2 separate regions of the Homo sapiens genome follow, and region 2 is linked to region 1. Evidence: chromatin contacts called from ENCODE Hi-C or POLR2A ChIA-PET data. All regions are on one chromosome and are shown on one strand. Each heading gives the region's core, a stretch centred on a gene start or an enhancer-like site at or near the end of the contact. The rest is flanking DNA. Distances are from core to core; before and after follow the strand shown. Region 1 has its middle 11 kb from the start of LINC01523. Region 2 overlaps LOC105372646 (a long non-coding RNA gene).

What was found. Hi-C counts contacts between places; a loop is a spot of excess contacts on that map. ChIA-PET counts read pairs that join two places held with the same protein, here RNA polymerase II (POLR2A). Pooled maps may share reads with other maps.
Region 2: a map of PC-9 shows a loop between it and region 1 (5-fold over the local background). The contact joins two enhancer-like sites. A Hi-C loop is called at or near these places in 1 of 168 maps with a recorded cell type or tissue (PC-9) and 1 of 50 pooled maps. POLR2A ChIA-PET finds 5 or more read pairs at or near these places in 1 of 52 experiments (activated CD4-positive, alpha-beta T cell).

The regions. Positions count from the first base shown.
Region 1 is chr20:47,969,074-47,974,620 of GRCh38, forward strand. No RefSeq gene overlaps it. Among named protein-coding and RNA genes, the nearest start is that of LINC01523, 11 kb to the right of the region's middle. RefSeq lists enhancers at 1,106-1,607, 1,608-2,107. Within about 2 kb of position 3,403, at least 11 of the 41 ENCODE cell types and tissues checked have a DNase peak (open chromatin) inside an H3K27ac peak, as active enhancers do; they include PC-9, where a contact is called at or near this core.
Region 2 is chr20:48,535,475-48,541,021 of GRCh38, forward strand. The region is part of intron 2 of LOC105372646 (a long non-coding RNA gene); the gene reads right to left. Among named protein-coding and RNA genes, the nearest start is that of LINC00494, 180 kb to the left of the region's middle. Within about 2 kb of position 3,122, at least 2 of the 41 ENCODE cell types and tissues checked have a DNase peak (open chromatin) inside an H3K27ac peak, as active enhancers do; they include PC-9, where a contact is called at or near this core.

The DNA.
Region 1 (5,547 bases), core at 2,153-4,652:
GCTTCGGTTATAAATCACCCCACAGGGGTAGAAACCACCCAGAAAGCCGGGAGCTGCTCCAGGAGCTTACGACTGGGGTGGGCTAATCTGCAGAGTGGTCAACCATGTGCTCATGGCCCTGGAGTCCCTGTGACCAGCCCTGGAGACGTCACCTCAGAGGGAGGGCGCTTTGCCCGCTTCCTTCACCGTTGGGGCCGGGACCTGAAACTTGGGCACAGAGTAAATCTCAGTAGGTATCTGTTGAGTGATTCGGAGCCCACCTGTCCCACATACACCACGAGGAGGCCTCCAGGGTGTCCACAAAGGAGGCGGCTGGGCTGGGGAAGAAATGCAAGAATTCCTGCCTGGACAGGTTTCATCTACATAGAAAGAGGAGATTCACTCCCGAAAGCTATTTGTCAGGGTCTACCCTAGCCACAATGATGCCTGACAGCCTGGAGGTGTGACCAGATTTGCTGGGGGGAGACGGACATGGTTTTGACAGGGGCAGGGCCAAAGTGGGGCAGGGCCAAACAAGGCAGGGGCCAGGGTCATGCAGGGGCGTAGCCAGGATGGGGGTGTGGCCAGAATGAAGGCGGGGCCACTGTGGAGAGGGGCCATGGTGGGGGCTGAACCTTGCTGCAGGTTGTAGAAGCGCTGAGCCCATATAAAGGATCTGCTAGCCCTTGACCTTCCCCAGGTGTCTCATATTCCCATCACTGATGGTTCATTCTCCCATCTCCCATTGCGCTGGCTGCTTTTCATTGAAGTTGTGACAACTGTCATACTAACTCATTCCTTTGGAAAAGGCTACTGAAAAGGTGCCACCCTGGAGATGCTACTCAGGAGAATAACCCTGCTGGTGACTGCTTTCACCTTCTGCCCCTGAAAGGGCTTGACTGTGGGGGGTCTGAGCTACCCTACAAACATCGTCATATCCGAGGGAACGCAACATTGAGTAGCAAATAATAAACACCATGACAGGTCAAGAGACAGACTGCAGAAAGAAAGCAAAAGCTTTCTTATTTTAGTACCTATAATGACATTTTGTTCTTGCTTTTGAGCATGTGGCCTACATTTTCATTTTGCACAGGCTGTGAAAATTATGTACTTGGATCTGCTGGGAGAATGTAATAAATCTACTAAGAGTCACCCTCATCCTCTCTGTCCCGCTCTCCTGTGTCTCTCAGAGTCAGCAGAGGGCCTTGTCAGAGCACAGTCCTCCCGCAGTCTTCCTCATCTCTGTAAATCGCAGCCCCACCCTCCCAGCTCTCAGGCCAACACCTGGGAGTCATCCTCCACTCTTCCCTGCCTTCCACACTCCGCTTCTCATCCATCAGCAAGTCCTGGCAGCTCTACCTGCAAGGGATCTGCAGTATTGGACTCCCTCACCTCCTCCACTTTGACCACATGGCTCCGGTCACCATCACCTCCACCTGGCCTCCCTGTTGGTCTTGCTGCTCCAGCTGTTGCCCCACACCCCCAACCTGTCCTCAGACACAGAATCCCATTAAAAAGTAAACCAGACCACATCCTGTCTCTGCTCAAACCCTCCAATGGCTCCCACTTCCCTCAGAGTAAAAGCTGAAGTCTTCACAGGGTCGCCTAAGGCCTGAGATGACCCATCTCTCTCTCTGCCCCACTGTGACTCATCACCCCTCTGGCCTCATCTTCTAACACCCCTTGGCCCCAGCCACACGGGGCTCCTGGCTGCTCCTCAGCCTCATCCCTCCCCTCGTGTCTCTGGACTCTGTCCTCGCTATCCCCTCTCCTGCATCGCTCTGCCCCCAGGCCCCAGGCAGCTCCCACACCTCCTTCCAGGGCCCAGAATTTACACCAGATACACAGTTTTCTGCACATTTGAACGAATGAACAAAAGAAGGAATGAGCACATGCTTCCTCAGCGGGGAATACTGCTCCCAAGAGGGCCAGAGCTGGTTCCTGGAGGTGAAAAGATTTTTCTCTCATTATGTAAAAATACAGATGTAGGCACAGTGCATAAACCATTTTGCGGTATTTCTGTAGTATTAAATTCATGGTGGGGGTGAGTAAGAAAAAAACCTCTATGAAGGTTCCTTAGGGGTTGATCATGAATTAAAGGTGAGAAAGGCTGAATTAGAGGACAGTCCGCTGAAATCACAGGCTTCTCTCCCACACATTGCCAGGGCATTGGGGAGGCTGTGGAAGACAAATCAAGATCCGTGCAAGTGCCTGAAAGAGTCACAGCCATTCTTCCTGGCGTTTAATAGAAGGAATGCCTCGGTGCTTTGGGGAAACCTTTTTTTATTTCCTGCCAAGGGACAGAATTACAAAGGATGATATTTGCATTTTCCTGAAGCCTCTAATTTTCCCATTCATCACTTGTCAGAACCTGAGGCCCTTCCTCAGCTTATGGAATGTTTGCAAACACGTAATGATCCCTTTTACCAAAGAACGTCACAGGCTCCACATGGAAATGTGTTTGTGTTGCAGAGGCTGCTAATTTAATGCATTAATGTCACTCTGCACCATGGCGGGGTCTCAGGGCATCTCATGTCACCGTGAGCGAGCTGGTCTAAGACACAGGAACCATGGAAACCATCCCATGCCTGGTTAGTGAGTAGATGCGCAGTGGGGCGCCGTTCACTGCCTTGAGGGTGAATGTGGACTCCAGGAGCGAGGGCCAGGCCTTCTAGAGCTCCACCCACCCTGAGATCACAGGCCTGGCTCAGGCTTGCTGGACTTGCCCAATGGGGAACTTTCAGGGGACAGTTTAACCATCCTGAGGGGCAGACAGACCAGGGAGAGGCCAAAGGCACCCGTGGGGTTCCCCCAGGACCGCCATGAATCCCCTTCTCCTCCCTCTCTCCATCAGTGCCTCTGTCCTTCCCACCTGCCCAGCCCAGGTGCCAAACACCGGCCTCATCCGAAAAGTCCAACTGGGCCCAGGACAGTGATTCCCAGACCCAGCTGATCCCGCAGGGAGCTTTGGGTCCTGCTGGTCCCTGGGTTCTGGTGACAAAAGGACATGCAGGAAGGCAAAGTCCCCTCTGGATTTTTCATCATGAGCCACCCTAGGTGCTGCGCACCGCCAGGCTGCCTGATTCCACCAAGAGAATCTCAGGAAATGAAAAATAAGATTTTAGTTGTTAAATTTCAGGCGTCGGGGCTCTTTGAGAGATTGAAAACACCTGGAGGTTGGGTGCACAATGGAGATGGGGCTGTGGGGACGTTTCCTATTCCCAGTGGAATCCGTGATTATTTACCGAGCAGCCTGGAGAAGCCCAGTCTTCACGGAATGGAAAAGCTGAGCCGGGTTTTCATGCACAAACCGGAAGCCGGGTGGCGCCCTCACAGCAGAGCTCCTGACCTTCCTGCCTCGCACGTCCTGGCAGCGGGAGGGCGGCTGCCTTGGACACAGTTTATTGTGTGGCGAGGAGGGAGACAGGAGAGTACGGGGCAAAAAAACCCCAACAAATGGCTACGCCTTAAAAACTTACTTTCAAATGCCCAGTTCACGCAGTTTTCTGGCATTTTACCAAATCAGGCAGGTTTTTTTTTTGGCTTTTCCCACCGTGTGACTCGGTCTGCCTTGCCCTGCCCCACCCCTGCTTGGGCAATCGTGCCCCCCGCTGAGCTCAGCAGCCTGGCGTGAGGTGAGGTGTCTGTGTGGCTGCTGTTAGCAAATCCACCATTCCGGGGGCTTCCCTGGATGGTGATGTGGCTGTTCCCCAACTTGCTCCTGGCCCAGTGACCCGTGGTGGCTGTAGGAGCCGCTGCAGGGTTCGGGCAGCAGTAGTGAAGGGCTTTGCTGCTCTCTGCAGTTTCGATGTCGCCCTCATTGTCCATTTCCTCAGCCTAAGGAGACCCGGTGGCCTGATGGACTTGGCTTCGTTCCTTCTTTCAGCTCAGGGGGACGTGCATTTTTCCTCCTTTGAGTCGAATTAGCAATGAACTTCCCCTCCCCAGATGGACAGCGTGGCATCGTCAGGGCCCAGCTGCAGCTTTCCGGGCCAACGGGTCTTCGTGCATTGTCTGATTTGGTTCTGACAAGCATGCGAGGCCGTGCGGTGGTCATTATACCCACTTTACAGATGAGAAAACACAAGGTAAGGAACTCGCCCGAGGTCACAGGGATGGCTGGATGTAAAACAGACTCCTGCGTGTACAGATATAGAGATTGATAAGAAGAGAATTTCAAATCTCAGCCAAAGCGAAGGTCAAGTCAATGCTCTTGGGGACGTTCCCTTCACTCCCCAGAACGTTCCAACATGGCCAGTGAAGACACTGTGTCCCCGTAACCCTGGGGGAGAAGAGGACGGGGTTAATGAAAAGTAGAAAGTTTCCTCTTTCCCACTGTTGGAGATGCCGGCGTCCCCACATCACCGTCGGCGCTGCATCTGGTCCACTTCTGGGACCCATTTGGGTCCCTGGGCCGGGGCTTCCTGTGGATGAGCCGGGATCACACAGCGATGTGGGGTTGCTCAGGGCGCCCCGTTCACTCCAGAGTGACCCCTGACCCAAAGCCAGTGCTGGGTGTTTGCGGAAACTGAAACCAGGGCAGGTCTGAGTCAGACCCTGCAGAACAATGAGGCCTTTTGTGCAAATGAGGCGGGGGAGGGGCCGGGGGAGACCAGGAGCTTCCTGACGGGGTCCGCAGCACAGGTCACAGCGAGTGAATTCAGGAGGTGACCCTCGAAGGTCAGGTCACAGCCGAGCAGCACAGGCGCTGAGCTAAGTGTCCACAAAGGAGACGAACAAAGCGGCTGCTGTGGGAACAGAGTCAGTGTCGGTCAATGCTGAGTCCAGGAGCTCGGGCCTGCCGGTCGGCGACGGGGGCTTCATGCTGGCTCCCCCAACAGTCAGGAGGGCCATGTGCTGAGGAGGGAGGGTCCTCAGCGTCCCCAGGATTGCTGGTGGGTTCACCTAGTGGAATCGCAGGGGTGAATCCACTAGTTGAGATATTTTTCTCCAATGGATATTGAAGTGAATAAATAACTATTGATATAAAAATATACTTCCCATATTTACTTGTAAGTAAATTCATCAGACCCCAAAATACCCATGACTTCACGAGCCAGAGGTTTGCTTCTATCCCATGTGACAGCCCCGGCGTGGGGGCCCCCTGGCTGGTTGGGCAGCTCCCGGGGCTGAGCCTCGACACTCCAGTCCTGTGATCTGTCATTGACAAAGGCTGTTTTTGTCTACCTGGTCCGAGGAGGTGCAAGTCACATCAGACAGGAGGGAAGAGGAGAAGGGCAAGTGGAGCGTACCCATTCATTTAAGGGTACACTGGGAAGGTACACACCAGCTGCAAGGCAGAATGGGAAATTCAGCTTTGGTCCGGGCAGCTAAACTTTGGGATTTCCAATGTGAAATGTAGGGGATGAGGGGTATCAAGGGTCAGCCCGCAGCCTCTGCCCCCTCTATGTGCTCCTGGAAGTCATCTACTCTCCTACCAGGGGATCCCACCAGGGCATCCCACATTTTGTGAAAATTAGCTGATTAGGAGAGCATCCTTTCTGCACTACTGTGGAGGGGGTGGGGGCTTAGGCATGAGCAGTTCCCTAAGTCATGGTACAGGGCCTC
Region 2 (5,547 bases), core at 1,872-4,371, 570 kb after region 1:
ACTTTTAAAAACATTCTTCTAGGGAAAGGAGAGTAACTTTTGGGTATTCACGTCATTGCCATGGAAAGGGGTATTAACTCCCGGGTGTTGCCATGGCAATGGTAAACTGACATGGCACACTGGTGGGCATGTCTGATGAAAAGCTGCTTCCACCCAAGCTCTGTTTTAGCAAGCACAGATTTTGGTCCAGTGTCTGAGCCCCACCTCTGGAGTTGAGTCCCGCCTCCTACCTCACACTTCCAGGTCCCAGGCTTTGCAGGAACCACAGCAGCCCCTTAGAGCTGTCAGGGAGCCAGGGCCAAGGCCGCATTGCCCATTCTTTGTCCTGTGAATCCTACATCCTCACTGCCTGCACAGATGTCCCCAAATCCCCACTCCAGGGTGAGCGCAATACATTCCAACACCACTGCCTGCTCTCTTCTACTCAGAGCTTCACGAATCCCAGAGTGTGAAATCTTTGCACAAACCAAACATGGCACTCGGTAACATTACATCCTATACAGTCTCTCTTGGTTCTTCCAATTACCTCAAAGAAAACATCTTGATTTGGTGCTGATGTGCCTCTCCCACCTCTCCAAGCCCAGCTTTTCATCCTTTCCAACAAAGAAAGAGAAGCCCCCAGGCTTACTGCAGAATATGGCACCTCTGCTTAAGTTTACTGTTTTTATTTTTACAGTTACCTTCCTTCCCAGCAAGAGATGCTGGTTTCACATTTACTCTGGATGATTTAAGTGTTTCTTTCAAATAAAAGTTTTTTAGTGAAAAAAAAATGGGTTTATTTAAAGAAAGCTATCAGAGATCAGCAAACTACAGCCCTGAGGCCAACTGCCTATTTTTGTAAATCAAGTTTTCCTGGGACACCGCAGTGCTGATCTGTGTATAAATCGTCTCTGGCTATGGCTGCCTGGCATTATGACAGCAAAGCAGGGCACTTGCAACAGAGGCCATGTGTCCCACAAAGCCCAAAATATTCACTCTCTGGCACTTGCCAGAAAATGTTTGGCCACCCCAGGAGCAAAGGATCATCCTGGGGAAAGTGGAGACAGTGGCAGGTGAATGATTTAAATTGAGTAAATAGGGAACCCTGGTTAGGAGCTTGGACCCCAGGGTGAGACAGCACAAGGTGAACCCCAACTCCCCTATAGACCATTGAGTCCCTTCTCGTGGAGGATCCTAGGCTCCCTCATCTGTAAAGTGGGAGAACAGGCCCCACATGAGGCTCTTGTGCAGACTGGTGAGATACTGCGTGCAAGGCATAGGTCTGTGCCTGCCGCAAGGTAGACAGCCAGTAAGTGGCCACCTTGAGTATTACCAGGGCAGGAGGTGAGAAAATCCATTTATCACCAGCTGAGATAAGAGTTGCCCAGAGAAGAACTATTCAGACTTGAGTAGGGATGTGAAGTTGAGGTCAAAGGCAGGAGGTAGAAAGGGATGGGGTTGCTAAGCAACACATCCAGATGCTGGAGGTGGCAGAAGTGGCCAAGGGACCAGGGCACAGATAAAATTACCCACCTGTGTTGCTCCAACGTCACCAGTAAAATCTGTCCGTCACAGCTGCCAGGAACATGGAATTTGAGAAGACTAATAACAAGGAAAGGCCAGGACTGGTGGCTCATGCCTATAGAGCTTCAAGAGGCCAAGGTGGGATGATTGCTTGAGGCCAGGAGTTCAAGACCAGTGCCAACAAAAAGATTGAAACTCTGTAAAATATTTGAAGAGATTTATTCTGAGCCAAATATGAGTGACCATATTAGGGGCTCATGACACAGCCCCAGGAGATCCTAGAACATGTGCCCAAGGTGTTGGGCTATGGCTTGGTTTTATATGTTTAAGGGAGACATAAGACATCAATCAATACAGGTAAGATATATATTGGTTTGGTCAGGAAAGGTGGGACAACTCGAAGGGTGCGAGGGGTGGGGCTTCCAGGTCATAGGTGGATTCAAAGATTTTCTGATTGGCAATTGGTTGAAAGTGCTAACTTATTACCTAAAGTCCTGGAATCAATAGAAGGGAGTGTCTGGGTTAAGATAAGGGGTTATGGAGACCAAGGTTTTATCATACAGATGAAGCCTCCAGGAGCAGCCTTCAGAGCTCTAATCAGGCCTAAAAAGGTCTCTTTTTTAGACTCTTAGTTAATTCTCTCCCAGGTCAGGAATTAGGCCTGGAAAGGGAAAGAGATTCTCTACAGAATGTAGATTTTTCCCACCAGAGACAGCTTTGCAGGGCCATTTCAAAATAGGTCCAATTAATATATTTTAGGGTAAAATACTTGGATTTCTTTCAGAACCTGCTGTCATTTTGTGATGTGTCACAATGCTACAAAGAGTCATTTGTCAGCCTTTAGGTCTCTGCCTTAATGTTAATGCTGGTCAGCTGTGCCTCAATTCCAACAAGAGGAAGGCATAAGCCATTCCCATCGTGCCCTGCACTCTCGTTCCAGGTTTACTTTGGAATGCCCTTTGCTGAGAGGAGGGATCCATTCACTTGGTTGAGGGCCTCAGAATTTTATTTTTTGGTTTACACCAGTCTGGGCAACACAGTGAGAATCTGTCTCTACAAAAAAAATTTTTTAAAAATTAGCAGGGCATGGTGGCACACACCTGTAGTCTCAGCTACTCAGGAGGCTGAAGCGAGAGGATCGCTTGAGCCCAGGAGTTCAAGGCTGCAGCAAGCTATGATTGCACCACTGCACTCCAGCCTGGGTGACGGCAAGACCCTGACTCTAAGGAAACAAAAACAAAAAAAAAAAATACAAGGAGGAGCCCACACCATGCTTGGATGTGTCAACCTTAAATAATGAGTTTCAGAAATTATGACTAACTATAGTGTTTGAGCTCGAAGCTTGAGGATGACCACCCGGAAGCATAGATCCAATTTGCCCTGAACATGCAAGATAATTAGCCAGAGTTACAAGTGGGTTTTTAAGGAAAAAAGAAGAGGCACTTTCTAAGTTGTTCACCAAGAATTTGCATTAAAATAACACAGACCATTGACTGGCTACACATTGTTCTTTGTATCACAAACTCCAGGAACATCAAGATAATCGGGAAGGCAGCTAGTCATGACTAAAACGCCTTTAAACTCTTGCTCCTGGGCATGGGGCCAGAGGGGTGACTGAAGTTTCATACTCATGTCTCCCTGGACCTGATACCTTCTGCATACCTAACATAGCTCAGATTTCTCTGGGCTATTTTTTTTCCCAAGATGAATGGACTCCTGCAGAAACAAGACGGGCAGCTACAAGAAACAATGTGGAGAGTTAAGAGCTCAGCAGAGGCCAGAAACGAGAGCTGGGAGGAGCAGGAAAAAATGTCAGCTTCATGCTGCGGAAATCTTGAGGATAGCTATGGACATTTGGACAGTCTACATTTGGGATTCAAACACCCAGGTTATGATGAGATTCTGTGGTCCTTTCAAGCTGGAATTGTTGGTGACCTGAACAAATTTATTGTGAAAATAACAGGAACAGGTAAGCCAGTCAGGACCCTCAGGCCATAGATACACAGACAGGGGATGTGTCCTGCATTCCATGAACACAGGGGTTCTGACCTCAGCTGTTCATCTCTCCACGAATCTGCTTTTTCCTTGAGCTTGTGTGAGATTACGCCCGTATTTGTCAGTGTTACCATCATTTGACCTGGATATGCCACAAAAGCCAAAGACTATTATTTGGAACTTGGGTTTGGGGTAAATATTTACCTTGTTACCAAATTCCTCCCTTTGGTCCCCACTTCTTCCTGAGTCATGCCTGAGGCAGTCCCTTTCTGGAACCCTCCAGTTATCTGCACCAATAAATCCTTTTTTCCCCTCAGACTGTGGGGTTGGGTTTTCCATCGTTCAGCAAATGAACAATTCCCAATTTATAGAAACCAGAGAAGGTAGGTACAATTACCCTCCCAATGTTACTGAACCAAAGCTGGGTCTGCTCACCTGGTGCAGCAAAGCCAAGCACTGACACTGAGGTTTGTAGCAAGAGAAACAAGGCTTTAAGGTAGGGCACCAGCAAGGAGAATCAGGCAGCTGATGCTTGAGATGCAAACTTCTTAGGGGCTTATAAGGAAGGGTTTTTAAAGGCAGGGGTAAGTTTCAGGAAAGGAGAAGTTGCCAGCAAAATCATAAACCAATACATGGATGTTACATATTGGTCTACCTTTAAAAAGGCAGGATATTTTGGATTGGGGGCTTGAAGGTCACAGGTGGATTCAGAGATTCTTTGATTTGCAATGGATTTAAAAAACAAGGTTTGTCTAAAATACTTAGGGTCAGCTGAAAGGAATGTTAAGGTTTGGCCTATAGGTGTGACTCTCTACAGGCCCCTCAGGAAGAGATTTAGAACAAAATTGGGGGTCAGGTTCAGTCCCAGTTCCCCTTTATCTGAGGTCTGCATGAAAACAGTCAGCATTTTCCATCTGGTGGGGTCCTAGCTCCTGAAAAACAACTCACTCAAGGACATGGGTCAAGATGTTCTCTTTTACTTTCTATAGGGAACTGGGATGGTTGAGTGTCAACTTGATTGGATTAAAGGATACAAAGTATTGTTTCTGGGTGTGTCTGTGAGAGTGTTGCCAAAGGAGATTAACATTTGAGTCAGTGGACTAGGAAAGGCAGACCCACCCTCAATCTGGCTGGGTACCATCTAATCAGCTGCCAGTGCAGCTAGAATGTAAGCAGGCAGAAGAACACGGACCGACTAGGCTTGCTGAGTCTTCCAGCCTTCATCTTTCCGCTGGATGCTTCCTGCACTCAAACATCAGACTCCAAGTTCTTCAGCTTTTGCACTCTTGGACTTACACCAAGAGTTTGCCAACGGCTCTAGGGCCTTCAGCCACAGACCGAAGTCTGCAATGTCGGCTTCCCTGCTTTTGAGGTTTTGGGACTTGGACTGGCTTCCTTGCTCCTCAGCTTGCAGATGACCTATTGTGGGACTTCACCTTGTGATTGTGTGAGTCAATACTCATTAATAAATTCCCTTTCGTATATACATCAATCCTATCAGTTCTTTCCCTCTAGGGAACCCTAATACAGGAACCTAACATCTTGTGACTCTGGCTTACTTGGGTGGCTTTTATTATTACCTTCTTGCTTAGCAGGTGACATGGTTTGGATCTGTGTCCCTGTCCAAATCTCACGTGGAATTGTAATCCCCGATGTTGGAGGTGAGGCCTGAAGGGAGGCGACTGGATCATGGGAGCGGTTTCTCATGGATGGGTTAACAGCATCCTCTTGGTGCTGCTCGTGATAGAGCTCGTGAAATCCGGTTGTTTAAAAATGTGTAGCACCCACTCCCCCTTCTCTTTCTCCTGCTCAACCATGTGAAGTGCGGGCTCCCCCTTTGCCTTCCGCCATGATTGTGAGCCCCCTAAGGCCTCCCCAGAAGCAGATGCTGCCATGCTTCCTGTACAGTCTGTGGAAGCATGAGCCAACTAAACCTCCTGTCTTTATAAATTGCCCAGTCTCAGGTATTTCTCTACAGCAGTGCAAGAATGGACTAATATAGCAGGTTATTCATTTACTTCCCTAATTGCTGGCTGCAGAACTAGTTAG